Linked DNA regions of Homo sapiens: region 1 is linked to region 2. A link is an interaction called in ENCODE POLR2A ChIA-PET data of the cell type or tissue named here. Cell type or tissue: endothelial cell of umbilical vein. All regions are shown on one strand. Links, peaks and the distances in the headings refer to the core of each region. The heading gives the core; the rest is flanking DNA. Region 1 overlaps TCF4 (transcription factor 4). Region 2 holds the start of LINC03092 (long intergenic non-protein coding RNA 3092).

What was found. ChIA-PET counts read pairs that join two places held together with the same protein. Peaks named below come from ENCODE experiments on the same cell type or tissue, not always from the same donor. Only the 100,000 strongest peaks of a DNase experiment are listed, where the experiment ranks them.
Region 1: POLR2A ChIA-PET joins it to region 2 with 10 read pairs; 2 of 35 experiments call an interaction of 5 or more read pairs at or near these places.

Annotation. Positions count from the first base shown.
Region 1 is chr18:55,325,808-55,333,807 of GRCh38, reverse strand. All of the region lies in intron 8 of TCF4 (transcription factor 4), which reads left to right. Among named protein-coding and RNA genes, the nearest start is that of TCF4-AS1, 120 kb to the left of the region's middle. In endothelial cell of umbilical vein, for the core only: no CTCF peak of the experiment used is centred there; DNase peaks (open chromatin) are centred at 1,407, 4,667 and 5,307; H3K27ac peaks cover 3,701 bases.
Region 2 is chr18:55,979,985-55,997,674 of GRCh38, reverse strand. It overlaps LINC03092 (long intergenic non-protein coding RNA 3092), which reads right to left and starts at 1,464. Exons shown (of 2, transcript XR_001753454.2): 1 at 1-1,464. In endothelial cell of umbilical vein, for the core only: no CTCF peak of the experiment used is centred there; a DNase peak (open chromatin) is centred at 8,844; H3K27ac peaks cover 1,138 bases.

The DNA of each region.
Region 1 (8,000 bases), core at 1-8,000, 660 kb after region 2:
AATATTCACTATAAAATAAACCTCGTCCTGCCTTTCAACTTCACTGTGAACTTGCAGTCTTGAAAACAACAAAAGGGATAATCGCAATTGAGATTACAGAATCCAGATTAGATGTAATACACAGTAGGGTGGTATGGCCCAATTTTACTTACATGGGGCAAGTGGAAGTGCTGTGAATGCCAACATGTTAAGCATCATAGCCACTTATTAAGATGTTAGCTTTAAATGTCAGTCTTTGGACCCCATTTGAAATGAAGCACCTGCATTTTATTCAAAGAAATTAAGATATATTGGGGAATGCGGAGGTGAGTTGAGGGTTTTTTTTGTTTGTTTTTCTGTTTTGTTTTGTTTTTTTTTTCTGGTGGGAGAAAGTGCCATAGACAATAGAGATAAAATATCTCAAGTATTAAAAGTCTATTTTTATACACTGTATGATTCAAAATGACTGAGCAGTTTTGAAATTTTGTAGAAAGAAAGGAATATAAGGAGAATAAGAAATGATATTTGCATCTTTACAGACAACTCTGTATAGCACATTTAAGATTCTGGCAATTTCCTTACAAGTATCTGAAAATTAGGAATTATGAAGGAAACCCAGACAGATACTTAACTATAGCATTGCTACCAGGTGTCTCTTTGATATCAATGAGTTAGGAAACCTTAAGAAAAAAAGGTTAAAACATCCAGAATGATAACTTATTTTAGAATATGCTTTCAGACAAAATATTTCTTTGTTAAGAATGTTGAAAGGTTTTATTTAATTGTTCACATATATTTAGTAAATTTTTTGGTAGACTTGACCGATTAGGCTTGTTTCATAAAAGATGTGGGCTTCTGTGTATTTAGATCTTAAGTTTATTTCAAATTGGCCTTTATAAAACTTTAGTGCCTTTCTCTTAGAATTCTAGTCAACAAAATTATATTCATCAAGTGTATACATCACAGAAGTAACTGGTGATACAGAGTATAATTCCTACCATATTGTCAAATGGAGTCTATATCTCCTCAAAGGGAAAGAAACACTGACGTGAGTCAGAAGTTTTCACTCACTTGGCACTGAATCAGCTTAAAGTTCGAGGTTGAAAAATTCACAAATATTTATAGCACACCTACTAAGTGCCACGCCTCCTGGAAGGTGGACAGCAATGGCCAATGTTTCTGCCATTGGAAAGATTTGCACCGAAGTGTGTATGGCCACATGTAGTTGTACAAATCAGAGTTCATTTTGTAATGCTTTATAAGGGTCTGGTACCACTGATTCTCCTTGCAGACTAATAAACACAGAGCTTATATGACTCTTAAAAATACAGTGATAGCAAGTGCATCCTAAATTATGTAATCATGTGGTCCATGATAACAGTGTAATATATGATATACAGATGGAATCAGCCACCTGGCTTACTGTAATTGTTGTTGAGGTCCTTTGTTATGAACATATATTTCTGTTAACAATGCAACAAAATAATTTTTTAAGCTGTTTTTTTTTTTCTGTACTGCCTCAAATCTAGATAAACGGAATGTGTTGGAAAGGACAACAAATAAGAAGTTAAATATGTGGAAATGACATGGAAAGCACCTGTTTCTTCCCTTTGTTTTCTTCTACGTCATCAGGAAATAATATTTAACCATAGAATATGGTGTCCCTCTAAGAAAATGTTTATAATTGAATGTTCAAAGTAGAATATAGATTAAATAAGTAAAGATGACTTGCCAAAAAAAATTAAAGAACATTTGAAACAAACAGAAGTCTGCATCACACATAATAAGTGGCATAACAGTATCACCTCTCAAAAGTGACAATAGATGTGTCCATCTTTATGCCTTTAGCATGTTGTTGGCATTATTAGTTATTGTATTGAGAGAGTAGCCACGCTATACAAGAGAAAGGAAGGTAAATTAGATCCCTCACGCCCCCTTCTTCTGTGAATTGTATATGTTTTTGAATACACTCTCTGCCAGGACAGCAAATAAAATTTGGTTCATCCCTGATCCTCAGCAGATTATAATCTAGGTAAAGGACAGACCAGGTTCATGAAATCAAAAATAATAATTAGAACATTTGGAAACTAGGGGAACAGGTCCTCATATTGTGTGCATGTTTTATCAGTCTAAAGTAGATATAGCTCTATTGAAAATTGTTGGCTAGTAATATGCTCATTTTCCCATTTCATGAAGACTTATTCTCAAATGGAAGTTACAGCTGGCTATCGTGTTTTTCCGACAAACTCTCTTCTCTGTGGACATGATGATTTCTGTTGTTGTGGAAAGGAAGGAAATAAATCTCTTTTTGTTCCTCATTCACTCAATGAGCAAAGTGTGATTGAGCTCCTATTGTGTGCAGATTATATTGTTGGAGCACAGGACAAAGAAAGCTAAATTATCATCTTTGTTTAGAAATTTAAGATATTTGGGAGCAGCAAGGTAGATGCCTATGCCTAGTTTATTTAACAAGGCACTGAACTTTGCTGGAGAATCCTATATTCTAGAATATAGTCCTTATCTGGAAGTGACTACAGAACCTGATTCTGGATCACAGAGAGCTGCAGATCTGGTGTGATTAAGACAGTGGCCACAGATACTCCACTGAGCTTCTGTCTTGCAGCTTCTGTCTGTCTCTTCCCTGAAAATCACAGGGACCACAGATACTCCACTGAGCTTCTGTCTAGCAGCTTCTGTCTGTCTCTTCCCTGAAAATCTCAGGGACCGTGTGGAGTTTTGCTTGGTCAACTGGAGAAACAACTTTTGATTGTTTTTATGTTTTTCAGAGATTTATTTGCCAGAGATATTACATTATAATAAAAACATAAACACAGAAGTTAGGGATTGGAACAAAGGTTATATGGTCACAATTTAACTCATAGTTATTTGAAAATTATTGGTTTATAAGGAAACAGATTTAGACAAAGCTAGAACTTATGCAGGTAAGTTACAAAGCTAGAACTTACTCAGGCAGTTGCTCACGTCTGTAATTCTAGCACTTTGGGAGGCCGGGGCGGGCGGATCACGAGGTCAGGAGTTCAAGACCATCCTGGCCAACATGGTGAAACCCTGTCTCTACTAAAAATACAAAAATTAGCCAGGCGTGGTAGTGGTGCATGCTGGTAATCCCAGCCACTCAGGAGGCTGAGGCAAGAGAATTGCTTGAACCTGGGAGGCAGAGGTGGCAGTGAGCCAAGATCACACCACTGCACTCCAGCCTGGTGACAGAGCGAGACTCCGTCTCAAAAAAAAAGAAAATGTAGTGGACACAATACATTTAGATTTTTAATAAAGTAGACATATGTTTATTGCAGAACATATGAGCAGTTGATTAGTTAAAGATATCCAACATGCCAGGCGTGGTGGCTAACACTTGTAATCCCAGCACTTTGGGAGGCCGAGGCAGGCGGATCACGAGGTCAAGAGATCGAGACCATCCTGGCCAACGTAGCGAAACCCCATCTCTACTAAAAATACAAAAACTATCTGGGCATGGTGGCACACACCTGTACTCCTAGCTACTCAGGAGCTGAGGCAGGATAATTGCTTGAACCCGGGAGGTAGAGGTTGCAGTGAGCCGAGATCGTGCCACTGCACTCCAGCCTGGCAACAGAGTGAGACTACATCTCAAAAAAAAAAAAAAAAAAAAAAATCCAACATTGCTGGCAAGTTTGAAGGTCACAGCCCATGTACAAAATTGGTATATCTTGAGGAACTCTTGTCTTTATCATATGTTCTGTACCATTTCCTTGCACACAACACAGTTACTATATGATGGTACTAAGTAGATACAGGTCCAGACCCCATAAAGAATGTGGCATTCAGTTCTTGAACAGATGTTAGAGAACACAACCCACTCGGCAGTAAGGGATATCTTCAACTAGAGGGAAGGGTGAGAGTTGACCTGTTTGTCCTTTTGACTCATATTTAGAAATGCTAAAGTTGTTTTATGTTCAAAATGCATTTGATAATCATGCCTGAAGAGGTCAAAGTGCTGACATTGTTGAAAACAAATACCCCTGTCAAACAAATAGAGACAATTTTCATGTCTTTGGTTGGTAAGCACCATAATTTGGCCTTTGGCATTGCTGTCAGTAAAGCTAGTTGATGACTTTTACATCAATTTTTGGCCCAACCATAAATGAAGGAAATAAGACCAATACTGCCACAGTACTTTTTCTCACTCATCACCCATACCTGATTCAGCTGGGTTAATGTTAAAAGCCAAAATTTATCAATATCAATTTTTTTCCCAAATCATTCTTATTTTAGTACTGTTTATGCTCAATAAAAGTTTATGAATTTCTTTCACTGTTATTTAATGAAAACCCAGAATTTTTTAAAATTGCACATTATCTCTTTAAAAAAAGTCTTTTAGATTACTCGTGGGATTTACTCTAAGTTGTTGTCTTTTAATAGAAGATGATGCAAAACTTGTCTCACCTGTTCCTTCCTGGTCGTGTCTGTGTTTATGTGTGGGGTGGGTATATAAGTGCTTTTGATTAACAGAATGAAGAGAGTGCTTATTTTGAAAACTCAGTCGTTAAAATTCAAGTTTATTTTGAGTTAAAGAACACCATATTTAGATTAGGAATGGACCAATGACCTGCTTAAGCTTTAGGCTATCGATTGGCCTTGAGGGAACTTAGATCTGCTAAACACGAACTTGAAAAGGCACTTCAGTGATGGATGTACGTTGGATGCTCTCACTGTATGGTCATTCACTTGCATTTTAAAATTTATGTTTTGTTTTTCCTTTATACCTACTCTTTTCATTCCGTTTGTCAGAGGTGGCCATTTAAAGTATTTGACAATTGTTTGTTCTCTGCCTAGCAAGTTGTCCTATTGCTCCATGATGTGAAAGAACAAAGGTAATCAACAGTTAGAAACCTCAGGAAATTGCTAGAATCTTCACCCCCAAAGAGGGTTAATAAACCCTAGATAATTAGTTCATTTAGAATGAAAACCATTTTCATTGTAATAATCACATTTCCCCTCTGATTATCGAGCAATGCATTGGGAAGCCTGATATTTATTCACAAATTTTTTAAAATTGAGAACATCCTGTGCTGAGATTCCAGTCAGCTTCATCCATCCATTTTTTGTTAAAAGTTTCTCAACTATCATCCTTCATCCAGACAAATAAACATAACCAGGATTTCCCCTCTAACTTTTTGGGAATTCATTTACACGTGTACCATTTTGAGGGAAAAAAACAATTGTCCTCGAATTTCATTTGACTCAGGTGATTGTGGTAAGCTCGCTAACCAGCTTCATCTAGGAAGTGCAGCAATCTGAGTCAACTTCCTCCATCTCTGTTTTTACATTGTCCAGTGTGATGCTTCCTCATTGTACCAAAATAGAAATGGTTTGTTTTTGTATCAAACTTGGAGACTGGCTATGGATTACACTGGGTTAGGATAAGGGTTTGTTATTTTTTTTTTTTTAAGAACATTCCACTTATCCCAAGGGAAAAAGATTGACGGCCTGGGGAAAAATAAGAGGCATAATGAAGTCTTTTCTCCTTAAATAAAAATCACATCTAGTCTTCAGATGTGTCAATTGCACTATGTTTGCCTAATTTCATTTAATATTTGAGAGATTTAGTAGTAAATTTATGACTTTTGCAGTTACTTTGCAAAAAATTGAGGAAGGAAGAAGTGAATTTCACTTTGAGTCAAATGTGTAGGTTCCAGTGTAATTAAACCTAAAAATCTATATATTCTGGTCTTGCTACTTGGTATTACACTTTGCCATATCACATAATGCTATTAGCTACATTTTACCTTGTTTGCAGGGTGATGCCATTTTGTATCTCTGGTTTGTTGAATTTCCTAGAAGATGTTATGTTCATGTAGATAATGGCATACTCATTGAATTCTTTACCTCAGACATGAAAATATGTGGAAAAGTGGGGAAATGAATCTGATCAGATTTCACTGTATACTGAAATTTGAGAATCTGGTTTTTGCATCTATTTTGCATGCTGCTGTCTCTCCAAACCATATATGTCTGTGTGAGTTTTTATAATGCCACATAAAGCAAAATGAGAAGTCTCTTCTTTCTTCTAAAGGGAAATAGTGCCACAGAAAGGTAGAAGTCAAATATTTACTTATGGATCAAAAATCTAGTTAAAAAACAACCCATTGCTTACCTTAGTAATCAATGTGAATTACTTTATAATCAATATGAATACAAGCTATCTGACCAGTCACTCAGAAAATAAATATTTGATCATGTGATAAACCATTTGAATGTCTACATATGAACCCAGGCCATATAAAAATAACCAATTCAAGATAACATAGGAAGTCACTAAAAAAGACACAAATAAAATTAGATTTCACAGTTTACGCTGATATTTTGATACTTTTCTGTGATAAAAGCATCTTCCAAACTAAATGTGTCCATATTTGAACCATGTAAATAGTTAAAAGTATTTTACCTGAGAATATCTAAATGATGCCAAGAAAATAAGTTCATGCCACTAAAAAGATTGAGATGATTTGTGCTTTATCTGACTTCTTGGTGTAATATGGATTTACTTCAGATAAGTATATTTTCTACTTATCCGATAAGTGTGTTTATCTGAGATAAATATTTTCTCCAGATACGTGTGTATATTGAAAAAAAATTTAAAATAATTAGGATCCCAATTGAAAAAGTAAAAATCTTAATTGCTTAATAAGAAAACAGTTATTTCATAGTCTTAAGATTTCAATACAAAGAAATATGGGAATATACACGTAAGAGGTTTGTTGGTGTTCATTATTAAATTGCAAGGCTGTCTCAAGTTATTGTCATCAGAATAAATTCTGTGTGTGTGTGTCTGTCTGTCTGCGTCCTCCTGTTAGTAATTAGATCTTTTATGAAGTTGTACTCATACCTATTAGGGATTTTTGTCATTGCAGTTTTAAGTTGAATATGACACATGGATCCTTTGTTGGGTCTAAGCTATCACCATTTATTACAATTTTTTATAACATTCCATATATATGCATCTACTAACTAAACATCAGCCTTAATTTAGCTTATGAATTAAATTTTTTGTTAGGAGTGACTCCTGCTGGAGAGCAAAAAATACCAATTAGTTTAGCTTCTAAATAAACTATACTCCTTTTTTCAATGGACAAGGGTAACCTCCTATTCCTTGGCTTGGCAACATTTACTATTCCTCTAAGTTTAAAGATGAGAACATAGATTTGAGTACTAACACATCAGCAGAAATTATATTTTTAAGTACATACATAATTCTCAGGCCAGTCGTGTTTGGTGCTCCAAAAAGATTTGTGATTGAATATCTTTGCTCCATTGGGAAGAGTTTAGCATGGTGCTGTATTTTTATAATTCTTTTTTCCATTTTAGCAGACTTCACCTAAGTCTATTTTAGGTGGAGATTTTTTTTTTTTTTTTTTTTTTTTTTTTTTGCTGCTGCTCTTTAAGGCACTCTTGCATAGAGGAAACAGCAGAGGAGACACAAGGAAATGCACTCTCCTTTATAACATGCTGCTGATTCTCTGAACTAGGTGTCCTCTCATTTAAGCCTCAAAAGAAGCTGTGTATTAACTAGATGAAGGAACTAACACTCAAACCTGTGATACAGCTTGGCCAGAGTCACACTGCTGGGGAGCAGCAAGGTTACTCATCAAGATGTGTCTGACCCTCAAGTTTAAGTGCTCTGATTTAATAACTTTGCTCACACCCTGATTCCAGTGTCTTAGTAGCTTTTGATCTATAAAATGTCATCTAAGGATCTTTGAGCCTTAATTCTTTGTCTTTAAAGTGGGAATGATAATACCTGCCACAGAGTACTAGTTATGGAGATTAAATAAGTGAAGGCAATTATTATATGTTCTTTAAATTGTGTGTCACTGTACTGTGCATGTATTAAGTGTCGTTTTATTAGCAAATATCTTTTTGATGGGTAGATGTTTACCTGAGGTGGTTATTTAATTTATAGGCTGGCTTGTTCACACTATGTTATGTAATCATTGTATATTAATGAATATCACTATTTTCCT
Region 2 (17,690 bases), core at 5,596-13,595:
AGGAGGGATTCTTCTCACTTTCTTTCAGTCCTGAACTCAGAGGATTGTGCTGCTTAGGGAAGCCACCTCATTAGGACAACTCATTTTCCCTTCTCTCTAGTAGAGGTTACTGCCACAAGCTGAACACAGTGAAAAATAAACTGTGAACTTGAAGAGGGAGGAGGGAAGGTGGAGGTGTTTATCTCAAGCTTAAGAGAAGTTCTGCAAAAGGCGTTTTTTAGTTTGCCCAGTTTCATTTCTTTAATCCCTGGTTTCTCTGTGGTTTTGCTGTATGCTTGCCCAGACACGTCACATGCACCAGCCTTATAACTAGAAAAGTCTCTGGCCTCACAAGAAGAGGGAGATCTCCCTGAAAATAATCTCCGAAGGGTTGGTCTGGAGCAGGAAATGAGAGTGAAAGGCACATCTGTAGGAGGGGTTCCGCTTGCTCACACTCGGAATGTGCTCGCCCTCTCCTCCTCTCTTTGATGACAGGAAGTGCACATACTCCAAGCTCCATTTCCTCAATGTCCCAGGTGAAATTATCCCCGGAGAGAGGGATAACCCTAACTATTAAAAAGATGTATGCTTGATTCAATGTTCCAAATAATATTCAGCACAAACGAATCTCTGGACACCTAAGCTGTAATAGACCATGAGATTTGGAAGAGGATGAGGAAGAGTACTATCCAAGGAACCGGCTATCATCACAAATTCTGCAGACTCAGACACCTCTCGACAGCATGTCTCCAACAACCCCGCCCCCCATTCAGAGCCACTCTTCCGGAAATCAACTCACAGTTCACCTCCTGTCTAAATTCTGGTGTAGAAATGGAAACCTCTTGTAAGATGTCATAGATATTTTGGCTGAATCATCAGCAGAAGTTCTTGTCCATCCCTTAGACTTAGGATGGCCTGGTTAGTATGGTTTGATGGGACAAAGCTTGAATACCATGACCAGAAGCATTTCTGTGTTCTCCTGTCTAAGGTGAGTAGGATCCCTAGTATGTTACCCCCTCAGTTTTACTCAAGTGATTTGAAATCCAAGTGGATGATGTGGGTGGCTTTATGGATGTAAAGCAGCTACAATTGAGAGACTCTCGAGAAAGGTGGGTGGTAGTTGTGGAAATTCAGTCCAACAGGTGATCTAGGGATAAGGGACTCAAAACTATGATATTGTCCCTGTCCTTGAGATATTAACTATTCAGTAGGTGGGGCAGACAAATAAACAAACAATTACAGTAGAGTGTGACGCACACATTGGTCCGAGCAAAGTAGATAAGCACTAAAATGAAGAGGAGGTTAATTCTTTCCTGAGATGACAGGGTCAGGGAAGACAGACCAGAGGAGGTGACTCTATGAAGCAGGAATAATTGTTACTCTCATTTGAAAGAGGTAAGTGCCAGAGCGGGTGGCTCACACCTGTAATCCCAGAACTTTGGGAGGCTGAGGCAGGAAGATCACTTGAGGCCAGGATTTCCAGACCAAACTGGGTAATATAGTGAGACCATATCACTACAAAAAATTTTATAAGTTTATCCAGGCATGGAAGCATGCACCTGTAGTCTTAGCTACTCAGGAGCTGAGGCAAGAGGATCTCTTGAGTCTGGGAAATCGAGTCTGCAGTGAGCTATAATCATGCAATTGCATTCCAGCCTGGGTGACAGAATGAGACCCTATCTCAAAAAAACAAAACAAACAACAACAGAAAAAAAACTGAGACAGAAACTGTGGCTCAGCAAGATTGAATAATTTCCCTAAGTAATGCAACTATTAATTGCATTGTGGCTTCCCCAGGTGTGGGACTGAGTGGTGGTAGGAGAGAAAATTAAGTCAGGTTTCTGAGGGGTGCAGGCTGGGGCTAGTCAAAAAAGGATCAAGTCAGCCTTTACATCCCGATGACAGCAGGAAGAAGCTTAAAATCCCAAAAAGGGCAGCTTGCATGCAAGCAGTGGGGATTGTTGCCTTTATGGCATGAATACATACAACAAATTTTGTTTAAAATTTCTTTACCAAGGTCTATAGGGGCTTTATTCTACTGTCAGTGGTAAATTTTTTAATATGATACAGTCAACATCCTGGAAATGTTAACTCGCATCATCATTATCATGATTGTAAGGGTATTGGATTATGTTCTAAGAAAGAAAACACTGATCATGCGAAGGGTCAGAGAGTAAAGGAAGGTACATACTACACTATGGACTCATGAGGAGAAAGCCATAAGTGGGAAAAGGTCCCAGTACCAGCTTAAACATTTTGCCTCTTTTAAGAGGTACAAATGGTCTAGAAGGGTAAGGAGTATCTTCCCAAAGTTCTTACTCCCATCTTAATGTCCACAAATGAGATATTTATCAAGCACCCAGGGCAGCCCTCAAGCAGCATGAACAAGAAAGTGACCTCTGGAGTCAGATGTCTCAGTTCAAATCCTGGCTCTGTCACTTAGCAACTGTGTAACTTGGGGAAACTTCCTAAGCAATCTGCACCTTCATTTTACAAAATGAAAATAAAAATAACAGTAGCTTACCTGATAAGGTAAGTATGAGTTAAAATGAATAACTTAATATGTTAAATTAAATATATGAGGCAACTATGCAGCCATTATTTTCATGGCTGAGTGAAAAAGCATGCAAGTGCTAAGAAATCATTATAATTAGGGTTATTCATATGTGTTAGACAACAAAACAAAACATAATCCCTACTCATAATCTAATAGGAGCAAAAGGCAGTTATGGAGATAAGTGCAATGGAGGCATAGATGAAGGTGAGATGGGAAATGCATTTGGGAAGAACTAATAGTCAAAGAGTTTTTAAGAAACTAGAAAAAATAGTACAGGAGGGGGGCATCCTAGTAAAAGCAAACTGCTCAAAAGCAAGGAGGCATGATACCACCTGGTGCATTTGGTGGCTGCTAGTAATTAAAGATGGCAGGGGAACAGAATGGGAGGGAGGTGAACTGGAAGCATAGATGGGAGCTACATCACATGGTGCCTTAAATGCCAAGTCAGAGTCCAGATCACATGCCGAACACACGAAGGACTCAAAACTGGACTTTGAGAAGGAAGTGACACGATAAGACCTATATTCTTACAAGATCACTGAAAGAATTGTGGAATATGAGTTGGAAGGGGCTGAGATTATCAAGCAGCGAGACCTGTTTAGGAGCCTGTATTAGGAATTCAGAGACGAAAGAATGAATGAATAAGATGAGGTGTTGAGGATGTAGCAAAATATGTATATATATATATATATATATATATGAGAAATGAAATAGAAGGATGGGGATTGGTAAGTGATTAGATGGGAAGTATAAAGGGAAAGGAGTAGATAGGAAAGATGCTCAAGTTTCAGGTTTGGGCACATGAATGTGTAGTGGTGCATTCCCAGACACGAAATAAGAGGATCTGGAATGGGGGCAGGGAGAGAAAGTGTTCAAAACTGAAGTTCTGTTTTCAGCTCAATTTGCTTTAGGATAAGTGAATATGTGGGTTGATTGTATATAATGTATGTAATGATTATGCAAATCTTTGCAAATAGCTCAGATCATCCATTCATAACATAAGGCACATCAAAACCAATTCTACTCCCTACTACTCCCCAATGGTAGTAAGAGCATTGCACTGGCAACGTGACCTAGTGAAGTTTGGAAAGTCTAAAACAGTGGACTGATCCATTGTATTTCTGGAATATAAAGGAAAGCAGCTGGAACTCTGGATGAAAGCTGTAATTGGATTCACAGGCCTTCACAGCAGAAAGCGCATCTCAACACCAAGCGCAGTGGTCTGGGAAATATGAGGCAGGGAGTAACTTGACTCAAAGGGGCAAGAAAGAAGTGGACATCCCAGGAGAATTGCCCTACTTGGAGTACCAAGCCTGCCTACCTGTAAAAATGGGAAAAGTGGCAAATTATCTCAGCCTAGACTAGCAATGCCAGGCCCACTCAGGAGAAGCAGGACTGGAGAACCACTCTATGTGGCAGCAAGGCAAGCCAATCATAATCCTGAAAGACAAAATTCCAAATGCCATAATCACGAATGCTGAAACCCTAAAAGAAAATCTTGAAAATATATAATTCTGGAAAAAATCATTAAAAATTATTTAAAATGGCCAGGCACGCTGGCTCATGCCTGTAATCCCGGCACTTTGGGAAGCCGAAGCAGGCAGATCGCCCGAAGTCAGGAGTTCAAGACCAGACTGCTCAACATGGCAAAACCCCATCTCTACTAAAAATACAAAAATTAGCCAGGCATGGTGGTGGGCACCTGTAATCCCAGCTATTCGGGAGGTTGAGGTATGAGAATCACTTGAACTGGGAGGCAGAGGTTGCAGTGAACCTAGACCATGCCACTGCACTCCAGCCTGGGGGATAGAGCAAGATTCTGTCTCAAAAAAAAAAGTTTCTTTAAAACGTATTTATTTACATTTTAAAGGAGGACTTATCTGAGAAACATATAAAAACAGGACAGAACATTCATAGGCCACTTTACAGAATAAAAGAGGCAATGGCAACATACATATTTTGCAAGCAGGAGCAGTCAGGTGCACTAACGACAATGGCATGGGTATAACAGTTGTGGGCAGATGAACAGATGAACCGTATTCATAAAGACATTGGTCAAAAAGGGAAATGTGTTATCACCTATCACTATGGTTGGTAATTGTGTGCACCCAACTTAATACTGCCATCATCTGCAATATGGTGACAAACCACTTAAGTCTTTTAATGAAATTGATCAGAAACTGGATGGGTCACCACTACATATGCAGTCACCCAAAGAGTCCAGATCACGAGCCTTTCACAAATGCAGATGTACAAAAAGGACATCTCTTCATTTATTAAGGAAGTCTCAGCATTTTTATATACATGCACAATACTTGAACACAAAGTCAACATTATCATAATGCACTTTGGTGGAGCCAAATTTGTTAAAAATTCATAAAATGAATCTGAGCTCTCTAAAATTCTTTACACAATTTATACCTCCAGTATTGTAAGTAATATGAAGATGAAATACAAAGCATAGAAAAATGTAGAAAAATAATGCTGACAATTTAAAGTAGTAAAAAAAAAAATCCTAAAAAGAAAAAAACTGTAAAGAAAATTCAACATATGAAGCAGTGGATTACAAGGTTAGATTATGGACAATGGCATGGAGATGGCCCATGAGAGTTGGTCTAACAAGATGTAACTATTTTACGATTGTGATTTTCCAGATTTTCAAAGTGAGTGATATTACAGTTTATGGATTTTGATCTTTGGAGATTTCAAATTCAGGATTATGGTGTTTGGGATTGTGTTTTTCAGGATTACGATCCAAATCTAGCAGCAAGAAGGATGGCATCCACTGCCTGGAACCAGGGATCTTTCCTGTTCAAAAGTGGAAGGCCAGTGGGCTTCACTGGGTACCATTTAAGACCCCTGTGTTCTTGGCTGGCACATAATCCTGTCCATCTGGACCATGCAGCCTCAAGCCAGGTTAAGTGGATTTGTGGAAAGATAGGAAGTATGAAATATTGTAACCTGAGTGTTGCAGAGAAGTTCATACCTGTTAGCATGATCACACAAGATCATTTTCTCTTCAACGCAGGGTGTCCCCAAAGGCCAGGAGTCACTATATCCTGGCATGATCGTGTCACATCCCATCCTACCTCTTTATTATTCTTTGCGGTTGAAACATGTGGATTGTAATATTTATCTTTTACTCAAAATGATATAGGTATCCTTTAAGTAGTCATTAAAGTATTTAATGTATTTATAAGTATTTAATTATCCATTAAAATAAGTAGTAAAGACTATAAAATAACAAAAAATATTTTATCCATTTATTTCTTTAAATTTTTTCCTAGAAGAATAGTAGCATTTTTAGATCTGTCACATTTATTTATCATGTTGGACAATATTTATTTAATAGCTACCTCCAGTTATTAACATCTTAAATTCTATTCTTTATAGAACAGATGCAGTTGTAATACAAAACATTAGAAATGTTCTGTTTGGAAAATTCCTTGAATTATGATTCAAGATAATCTCAAAAATATAGTTACTACCAAACAAAAGAAATCTAATCTATATTCCTATACAATTACTGCTCAGCTAGAGATGAGAACTACCAGCTCCTTCTCTTTTTAATGTGAACCTACAAACAGATATGGAAATTAGAGCTATTAGAAATAAAAAAAAATGTTTGAAGGCTGGACAGTGGTTATGGTATCAAGAATATTTTGATAAAATGGGATTTTAGGCCAGGCACGGTGGCTCATGCCTATAATCCCAGCACTTTGGGAGGCCAAGGCCGGCGGATCACAAGGCCATGAGATCGAGACCATACTAGCTAACACAGTGAAACCCCGTCTCTACTAATAATACAAAAAATTAGCCGGGTTTGGTGGCACGTGCCTGTAGTCCTGGCTACTTGGGAGGCTGAGGCAGTAGAATCACTTGAATGTGGGAGGCAGAGATTAAAGTGAGCCAAAATCGTGCCACTGCACTCCAGCCTGGGCGACAAAGTGAGACTCCATCTCAAAAAACAAAAAAAAAGGGATTTTATTTCAAATTTTTGTGTACCTCTGATATAATTATTCAAATTTTTGCAAATGGCTCTGGTCATCCATTCGTAACATAAAGAAGCACAACAGGCTGGGCACGGTGGCTCAGGCCTGTAATTCCAGGACTTTGGGAGGCTGAAATGGGTGGATCGCTTGAGGCTAGGAGTTTAAGACCAGCCTGGCCAACATGGCAAAAACCCGTCTCTACTAAAAATATAAAAATTAGCTGGGCATGGTGGTGCACACCTGTAGTCCCAGCTACTTGGGAGGCTGAGGCACGAGAATCTTTTGAACCCAGGAGGCAGAGGTTGCTGTAAGCTGATACTGCACCACTGCACACTCCATACTGGGTAACAGAGCAAGACACTGTCTCAAAAAAAAAAAAAAAAAAAAAAAAAAGAAGCAGCAGCAGCAGCACATCAAAAACAACTCTATTCCCTAGTAGTAGTAAAAAGCATTGTGTCTTTAAACCTAACAGTTGGAATACAACTTTGTTATTGAACACAGAAATGCAGAAGAAATAATGAAAGATAACATTTTAAATTTAACCAACTTAACTTAGCAAATCTTAAATATACATATCCCATCAGTTTATATATGTTTATGTATATATGTGGATGTTTATATATATATATGTGTGTGTGTGTGTGTGTGTGTGTGTGTGTATTGCTATGAAACATACATCAACACATTGCTGATAGGAGAATTGCTGCCACCCTTTGGGAACTAATTGCACAATATGATTAATAATTTTGGAAGTTTTCATTACACATAATAGAAAGTCCAATTCAATTCACTTACACAACAACAACAACAAAAACCCTGTAATTTCACATGATAAGGATTCCAGAAGGAGAGAAATGTAAGGGCGTTAATTTAGTGGTTCAACAGGTTACAAGGACTGAGTTTCTTTCTGTCTTTCTTCTGTGTCATGTGCTTGTGAGCTAGTTCTCTTCAACATCACACGGTGACTGCTATAGTTCTAGGCATCACATCCTTATCCACCAATAACAGAAATTTTAAAAAGGGTGGTCTTATCCTTAAATCTGTTTTTAACATCTAAGAAACCATCCCCTGAAATCACCCCGGCAAATTTTCATTCACCAATTATTAAATAAAATTAAGTCATATTCTCTTTTCTAAGCCAATCACTGATAGTGGGAATGGAATTACCATGGTGGGCTTTTTCTAACCATTGTGCTTGAAGATGAGTCCACGTTTCCTTGAAGTATGTGGCTGAATAGAAAATGATAGACACCTGGGATAGAAAAAGGGTACTCCTAGTAAGAAGACAAAAATTGATGTTGGCTATCTATCACCAAAATTTTTCGCCATGTGTGTCAAGAGTTATATCCATGCCTTTTGACCCAACAACTCTACTTGTGGGAATTTCTTGTTAAAAAATAATCTAAAGGTATTTATTTAAAATATTCATTAGTGCACTGTTTATTTTAAAACTATAAAATAATGTCTAGTAATATAAAAATTATTCACTTAGATGATTTCTATTAGATGAAATATTATAGAATTATTGGAATGATAATTATAAAACATTATGGCATTAAGGAAATGTTTATTACATAATGCTAAGTGAAAAAAGACACAATTACAATTACAGTATGATGGCAACTATATAAAATATGGTTTTATTTTTTAAAGGATATAAAAAAGATTGTGTGATTTTTTTCTTTGCATTTTTAAACATTTTGCTAGCTTATTTTTAAACTAACAAAGAATATAATGTATTATCTACAGATAACGCATTATCTGTAGAATTGAAAGGATCATTATATAACAGTGTAACTGTAGGCTGCTGGTTAAGATATAATCAGATATCTCAAAATTGGGAATTTTTATGAGGCTGTTACATAAAATTATGTAAAAGTTCCAAAATTATTTAAATGGAAGTAACTAAAAAACTGAGTTGAACTCAAGGCATTTAAAAATATATATTTCAAATTTATGATATACAGTATCAAAAAAGCTATACAATTTTCCATATTAGTTGGGTTAAAAAGTGCCCTTATACTAGTGATTCTTGTTTAGGTTGGTTTTCTACATGACCCTATCAGAGAAAGTTTGTCTTTTTTTCTGCTTCTAGTAAGCCTTGTAGATGTCATTGGCACATTTATTTTTCCTTGATTTCTTTGGGAAAAGGAGGCAACTGGTCCAGCTTTTTATGCCTGAGGTCCAGAAAACATACACCTGGGAAAGGCTACTGAACTTTAATTAGTCTTTCCTGTTTCTGAGTCTGCTTGCACAACAGTCTTCCTCCTGCACATGACCCTGTCGTCAACTGTCTTCCTGAAATGTTTATAAATAAAACATGGAAAAAAGTATGAGATCACAGCCCAGGATTAGCCTTAAGCCATGTCTTTAGGGTTGTTGCCATAGCAGAAGTGTATCCAGGATCAAAAAAACACTCTTGGATCACAGGACTCTTTCACTTTTTATACGCTGTGTAGCACCTGGTCTATGGACTGCATACATTTCAGCACAGGGTGGTTGTGCTCTGTCACAAGCCCCTTAAAAAAGGAGAAGTTATCTTATGAGTGATGGCCCTATATACTATGTCACTCACCTTGTCCTTGTGGAAGAAACAGGACCAGAGAGGGCAAATAGATTTGGTAAACAGCGAATGAGACAGCAGAAACATATAGATGTATTGCTAATAATATTCATTTTTTGAAAGTAAGAAGTTAATGCATCCGTGTAGGACAGAATGGGGTTGATGATATTTTTGTTCTTTTTATCCTCGCTCCCCAAGCACTTATCTAAGGATATCTAGAAGAGCAGGACTGGATTGAGTGGGGGTGGGGGTGCTGTCCCAGGGAATGGGGGAATAGCTCTTGGGATTTTGTGCCTTTTTATGTCTTCACTTGTCCTTTCTCATTTGGGTTTAGGTGTGTCCTATCTGAGGAGTTTAATTGGCTCCAGAGCAGAGATCTTTATTCCCTTCATCAGACAGAGTGTGTTCTATGACCACAGTAGAATTCAGCTAGAAGGAAAAAGTAGGACAATAACTAGAAAATTTCCAAAATGTTTAGAAATTAAGCAATAACATTTTGAATATGAGTAAGTCAAAGAAGAAAAAATAAAAATCAAACTGAAATATCATTAATATGGCACATCTCAAAAACTTGTGACATGCAGGTAATGCCATGTTTAGAGGGAAATTTATAGCCTTAAAATGTATACATTAGAAAATGAGAAACCTGAAAACCAATGACGTCCCTCACACTCAATAATTTAGGAAAAGAATTTAAAATTAAATTCAAATAAAGTAAAATAAAGTAATAAAAATTTACTGAAAATTACAACTCACCAAAATTGAAAACGAGGAAATAGAAAAGTCAAACCAAAAAAAAAAAAAATCCATAATTTAAAATCTCCTTGCAAAGAAAATTTCAGGTCCGCATGGCTTCACTGGTCAACACCTCTAAGCATTCACAAAGATGTAATATCATAGTTCTAGAAACTCTTCTACAGTATGGAAAAACAAATAGCATTTTTTTCAGCTCACTTTGAGGCTAGTATAACTTGGATACTAAAACCTGACAAGGATATTATAATACAGTAAAATTACAGACAAGTCTCTTTAATGCAAAATATAAGATGGATAATGTATCATGACTATATTGAATGTATCCCAGAAATGTAAAGGGTTTTTTTAACATTCAAAAATCAATTAATATAATTCACCTCAACACTGAATAAAAGAGAAAATTATATGGCCATGTCAACAATTGCAAGAAAAAAAATTTGAGAAAATTCAATGTGATACATAATCTATGTTCTGAGTACTCACAAGTTTGACTTTTTACATGACAACATTTTTGAACCCAGGACACCTTTTTTCTTCTTAAGTATCTGGCTCTTGAAATTGAAAAGCAGAATTTTATTGATCTTTGTCTCTACATACTCACTTTATAAAGGTTTCTTTTGAAAGCAAAATCTTGATTATCTTCATGATATTCAGTTGGCCATGGACACTTCCTCCCACCTAAGGGATGCGTGCCTCAGTCTCAAATGTGAAAGGCCATTGGGCAGTAGAAATTAACAGGATGAAAATAAATTAGGTAATGTTTTAAGATATTACCCAGTTGTTTTAATAATAGAGAATTCTGTGATGAGAGTCCATCGTTCTTCCTTGGAATTGCCTATAGCTACCATTCCATGGAGATTTCATTTTCACTGATTCCTCACTGACCTGTGGAAGAGTCTATTTAATCCTCAATCACATGTTGTATTTGCTACTTCTACAAACATCTAATTTGTTAGTGGTCTACAAACCATTTGTTACAGATGCCCCAATGTGTACTGTCCTTTCTCCATTAGTCATAGGTCCAAGCATCAACTGGGCGACTCTCCACTCTCAGTGCTGGGGCCACTGTCAGGGTCCAGTATCCTTCAAGTCATCCAAAAGTCTTTTGACTCAGACATGCTGGGCATTCCAGAAGAAGGTTTAGAATCTCCATCTCATCTGGCTGCTTTCTGCTATGTTCACTTCACATCTCTACCTTCATATTAAACTGTCCCAAAAGAACATTCTCAAAATCAGCCCCAGATTGCAGGGTGCTCATTTCCATTACGAACATCCAGAAACTAGAGCCCTTTTTTAACTTTAGCCATCAGTGGGTGTGAGATGGGATCTCATTGCGGTTTTGATTTGCATTTCCCTAATGAGTAATGATGTTGAGCATATACTCATATGCTTATAGATCATTTGTGTGTCTTCTTTGGATACATTTTCATTCAAATCCTTTGCCCATTTTTAAATTGGATTTTGAACTTTTTATTAATAAGTGGTAAGAGTCCTTTACATATTCTAGATACAAGTCCTTTATCCCATGTGTTTTGTAAATATTTTCCCCCATTCTGTGCACCATTCTTTTACTTTCTTGCTGGTATCATTTGCAGCACAAATGTTTTTAACTTTTGTGATGTTCACTCTATTTCATCTTTTCTTCCTTGTATTTTTGGAGTTGTGTCTAAATTAAAATCACAGAGAATTATGCCTTATGTTTTCTTGTAAAATTTTTATAGTTTTAACTCTTACATTTAGGTTGGTAATGCATTTTAAATGAATTTTTTAATAATGTGAGTTAGGGGTCAACTTCATTCCTTTGCTTGTGGTTATTCAGTACTTGCTGAATCATTTGATGAAAAAAAAAAAACTGTTCTCTCCACACTGAATTTTCTTGGCACTTTTGTCAAAAATCAATTCATCAGAAATATAAGGGTTTATTTCTGAACTCACAATTCCTATTGCATTCATCTATATGTCTATTCCTATGAAATGTGGTGCTGTCTTGATTACTGTAGCATTGTAGTAAGTTTTGAAATCAGGAAAGCTAGCTGTCTTGGGTGCACCTACTTGGAATCAAGCTTCTACATGTGAGGCTGGAGGGAGAGAAATGCCAACAGCCTGTCCTTTCCTGAATCAAACCATAGCCCAGACTTGGAGATGGAGGGAGAAGGAACCCCTGTCTACTTGGCTGTTTATGCCTAGGGCAAAGCTTCTGTAACATTGAGCTAAGGTGGAGGTAATGGACTGGATCATAGCTCAGATGCCATAGACTGTCACAGCTTTTACTGAGATTTAGTAGATTTTTTAAAATTAATCTTTCTGCCCTTAGGACAATTTTCAGACAGACATTTTAAATGATTGCTCTGTATTTTTTTTACCAGTTAAATTGGTTTTTTTGTTTGTTTGTTTTTTAGGAAAAAGGTGCACCGAGCCTCTTACTTTATTCAACAATTATTATTTAAGTAAAGCTTGAAGGGATAATTGAAACAGCTCTTGGAAAGGTTTTAGTGAGAACTCTGCCTCCAGATGCATCTGCAGAGGTGCTGCAAAGCAGTATCATTTTAGTTTGTATAACCTATTCAAGGATCATAACAGTCATTAATTTACTCACTCATTGATTCATTTAATAAACATTTTATCATCTTTCAGACACTACACTGGGTAGTAGGGACAGGAGGGCACAAAAAGAATACATCATTAAGATGTGATCTGTGTTCTAGAGGAACTCACAGTCTAGTACATAAACAATGTCTCAGCTCCCAAAATAAGTATGTTGCTGTATTTTATCCAAGCAGAAGAATCCTGCTTGTTATGGTAAGAATCTTATGTCTAAAGCAATATCATCCTGATTCTTGATAATCAACTCTTAATAATTCTTTTTTTAACTTTTAAGTTCAGGAGTACATGTGCAGGACTTCGGGTTTCTTACATAGCTAAATGTGTGTCATGGGGGTTTGTTGTACAGATTATTTTATCACCCAGGTATTAAGCCTAGTATCCATTAGTTATTTTTCCTGATCCTCTCCTTCCTCCCACCATCCACCCTCTGGTAGGCCCCAGTGTGTGCTGTTTCCCTCTTTAGGTCCATATGTTCTCATCATTTAGCTCTCACTTACAAGTGAGAACATACGGTATTTGGTTTTCTGGGTTTTACTGGTTTCTTGGGTTAGTTTGCTAAGGATAATGGGCCTGTACCTCCATCCATGTCCCTGTGAAGGACTTAACCTCATTCTTTTTTACAGCTGCATAGTATTCCATGGTGTGTATGTACCACATTTTCTTTACCCAGTCTACAAGGAGAACTACAAACCACTGCTCAAAGAAATAGAGATGACACAAACAAATGGAAAAACATTCCATGCTCATAGATAGGAAGAATCAATATTGTGAAAATGGCCATACTGTCCAAAGCAATTTATAGATTCAATGCTATTCTCATTAAACTACCACTGGCATTCTTCAAAGAACTAGAAAAAACTATTTAAAAATTCATATGGAACCAAAAATGAATCCAAATAGCCAAGGCAATCTGAAGCAAAAAGAACAAAGCTGGAGGTATCATGCTACCCAACTTCAAACTATACTTCAGAACTACAGTAACCAAAACAGCATGGTACCGGTAGAAGAACTTTCATGGTGTAAATACTCCCACCATGGTCAATTTCAAGCTACCAATCAAAGTAAAGTCATTCAATGTGGATTTGAAGAGCCACGAACACAACTGGCTCTTGTTAACTAGTGCACGCTATTTCTAGCACACCACAGAATAATCATGTTTTTAAGAACATTCATATAAGATATAGTGAAGTGCTTATAAAACAATATTAACTAGAAAAAAAGATACAAGACTATATACAGTAAGATTAAATCTCAAATATATCTGCCTAATATTTTTCCCAGGAAAAGTTACTTCAAAACCCACCAGTACCTCCCAAAATTGCCACTCCCAAATAAAACACTCTTGCCTGGCCTTCAACGCTTCCTGCCATATGAATTCTACCTACCCATTCAACTCATTTCCACCTTACTCCAACTCTATGTTCAGACAATTTTTTTCCCTAGCAACACAATGTGCTACTATTATTGTATTACTCCTACAGTCTATTACAATACTGTTATTTATATAACACTAAGAAAAATGCTGTTTCTGTGCTCAGGGGAAGTAGCAAAATTCCTCTTAAGGGTGGATTCCACTGTTGGGAAAATACTTCAATGGACTATTTTAATTAAACAAAGCTGGGACACAGGGGCTTGTCTGGAATGGAAGCAGCTGAGACTGGTTTTATGATGCAGACAATTGTTCTGCATAATGAAATAACAGGCTGTTCAGCCTCCCCGGATCACCACCTCATGTACTAGGAGACAGAACTTTAGAGAATATTGAAAGAAAGGATGAAAAAGAAGAGGTGGAGGGAAGAACTCCCACCAATAAAGAAGGAAAAACAAACTTCCAAATAGTGGCAGCAGGTCAGGATCTGACTGGGGCCGAGTTTTTGGTGACCTTCCCTAGGATGAATACCCAGATAGCAAGGGAATAAGCTCTTGCTCAGCTAGAGAACGGCATTAGCACAGGGAAAGGACGGAAGAGTGGGAGAAGCAGAGAGTGAGAGAGACCTGCAGATAGCTATCATTTGATACCCTGGGAATGACTCATGAGGTTAGGAGGGGCAGGGGCAGTTAGTGTAGAAAATATAGCATCACAGGAAGGAATAAAGACCAGGCACAAGGAATTCAGGAATGTGGATTGCCTGAAAGAAGTTTCTTTTCCTCCTCCTCTTGGAGGAATTCTAAGTGGTGTTAAGATACAAAAGGGAAGGGTGACCCAGAATGCTGAGAGACATGGAGCTGCAATTTACAGTTATATCTTCTTTTGAATTCTTTACTTTTGCTCTATGCATTAATCTCATTTCCCCAGTAGATTTTTCTAGCTCCTAAAAGAAGACCATACTTGCCATGTGTGTATATACACATATGTATATGTAGAAATGTATATGTAGATATACATACATATGTAAACATATATTTGTGTTATACATATATATATTTTAGAGTTCCTAGTCATAATTAATTCACCTTGCACATGGAAGTTCCTCTCAGATATCCTGCTGAATAGCTAGGAAAGAAAAGATTAAATAATCACTCCTTTTGTGCTTGTTTTGTGTGTTTGGTTTCTCATTACTTTGTAGTTGGAAGGCAAATCTTTCTAAGTTTTGTAGTCAATCTTTGCAATGTTATGATTTTTAAATGGAGAGCTACAACCACTATGAATGTACTCCACAGAATATATTTTATGTGTAATGTCTTTTCTAGCACATATATAGATCTCTTTTAAAATGAGGTATCTATATACCTTTTAAACACATCTGATACACATTGATTTTTTTAATGCTTTTTTTTTTTTGGCAAGCAGATTGAGAGGTGTTGTCAGCATTTCCACAGCAATGTGGTCCTCATGTTCACAACTGAGATAATGTGTATGTCAAAGAAGAGTTTTATGCTTCATCAAAACCAGCATTCATGTAAATATCTAGGTTACCCTGATGATTCACGTCACCTCTAACCTCTATTCAATGTCGTCATAATTGTCAATTTCCAAAGCAAACTGAAAAAAGTTATTATATCAAAATATGGTAAGAAGTACTGCTTGCCAAATATAATCAACTGTTATTTATTTCCAAAAACATTATGTAAAGACAAAAGAATAAGTGCTATATACTCTTGGGCTTAAGTAACAAGGAAAAACGAAAGGACTCATAGTCTTAGCGACTGAGAACTAAAAGTGAAAGCGGTTCTTATACTGCCCTGATGAAAAGGCTTGAAAAAGGTGCCTTATTTTTCTGTGCCTCAATTTTAAGTTTTTGTCATAACAATGACACCACTTTTCTGGTGTTTCATTGAAAGAGATAACATCTCTTTGAATCCCTTCTCTTCCAGGAACCCACCCCTATCTCGCCAGTCACAGATGAATCTCCTGGCAGTTACTCCCCATCTTGTGTTTACTATACTTGAGTAATGTTTAGAGAACTTTTAAAGAAAAGATTGAGAACCTCAGTCTCATCCTAAATGAGATGTACTAATATATATTTTCCACAAAATAGTAATAACTAATCCTTATTGAACACTCTTTTTGTGTCAGGGACTGTACCAAGTACTCTACAAGTATTAGCACATTTATCTTTGTGTGTTTAGTATTAATACAATTATATCACCGAAACCACAAAACCAATAAAATTCAATTTGACAGTGTGAATTTTAAACGGGATAGATTACACTGTTTTGCAGAAACTAAACCTGTAATATTGGGCTTAATCATGGAAGAAATATAGCCTTACTTATAACTTAAACCTGCTTTTGTGGTGTAACTTTAATACTATTTATACAGAGAATGCCTATTAACTACAAGCAATGAAACTGGCATTGGTAACATCAAGGCTTTATTTGATAATTAAGATAATCAAGTCCATTACTTAACAACTCAACTTTAATGCAATGTCCTTTGATCTCTCTGGAATGCTGACTTGTTCACTTGGAAATAAGGATCACATGATAGTGTTATAGAAACCTGCATTAAATGGGTAACTAATCCAATGACACCTAGAGTCAGAATGGGACTTCCTTGAATGCTTATGGTTGTGGTGAAGATATAATCCTGCCATGCAAAGCCTTTTGAGTCTCCATGACAATATTATCATGTATATTTTATGACTCAATTCTACCTTTAGGTTTCTCCATTTGGACTTCTGTGAAATCTGCATTTATACAGTAAGTTGTGCTGTCAGTTGACCTTTACTTGGAAGATGCATTTATAATCATACATGCATTTGTAAACTTAAATTAAAAATCAGGTACCGAAATAGTTAAACAAAATTCTACATTTCTTAAAGAAGTTGTGGATGCTCAGGGTTTTCTGCGCTCCCATTTGAGAAAAATGGTCTGTATCATTCACTTAGCATTTCATCATATTCTTCCTGGTGCTGTTATTTAACCTTTTATGTATATTTCCACCTCTTATTTTATGTAGAATTAATTTACACATTTTTGGAATAATGCAAAAAGGCATATGAAACCTTTTAAAAGTATATCTATATTTATTTCTGAGTAACTTGCCTTACAATAGTCTGCCAACTTTTGAAGGCCTTGTGTTGATGTATATTTTAGAATGTTGTGGTTGGAGAAGGTGGCAGCAGTATGTGAGAGAGTTTCCAACACAGCATCCACCTGCCCAGTTACTTCTTGGTGTCATTTAGTTCCGATTTCCCATTAAATCATATTTTTTATCTTGAGATGTATGTTTGCAATGGTTGGGATCTTTAAAATATATCTGATGAGACTGCCATTATAAAATATTCATTTTTATGATGGCCATCAAATGAAGAAATAGGAATAGTCCATGTATATGTATCTTTTTTTTTTTACATTATTATGTCATTCTCATGGTCTTTCTAGTTTTCCTTTCTCATCTTCTATTCAAGACACTAGATTTTTTCCCCATTATCTCAAGGTAGGATATAACAGAGTAAAAAGCAAAAAAAAAAGATAAAATAAAATAAGAAAGGATGCACATTTTATCTTTGTGTTTCAAAAGCAACAGGGAATCAAGAGGCATAGAGAAAACATTTGAGAACAACTATGCCACCTCTCAACACATGGACACATACAATCTCTCTCTCTCTCTCTCTCTCTCTCTCTGTGTGTCTCTCTTTTTCTTTCTTTCTTAAAAAAATTCCCCAGGTAGGAAAATGTAGAAGATCAAAAGAGAAGAAAATGATGAGAGTAAAACATGGGTGAGCACTGTTTAGGGTAGCTTTCCATGAAGGACCCTGGAGAGGTGAAGACTAAAGTGTGTGATCTCTGAGAG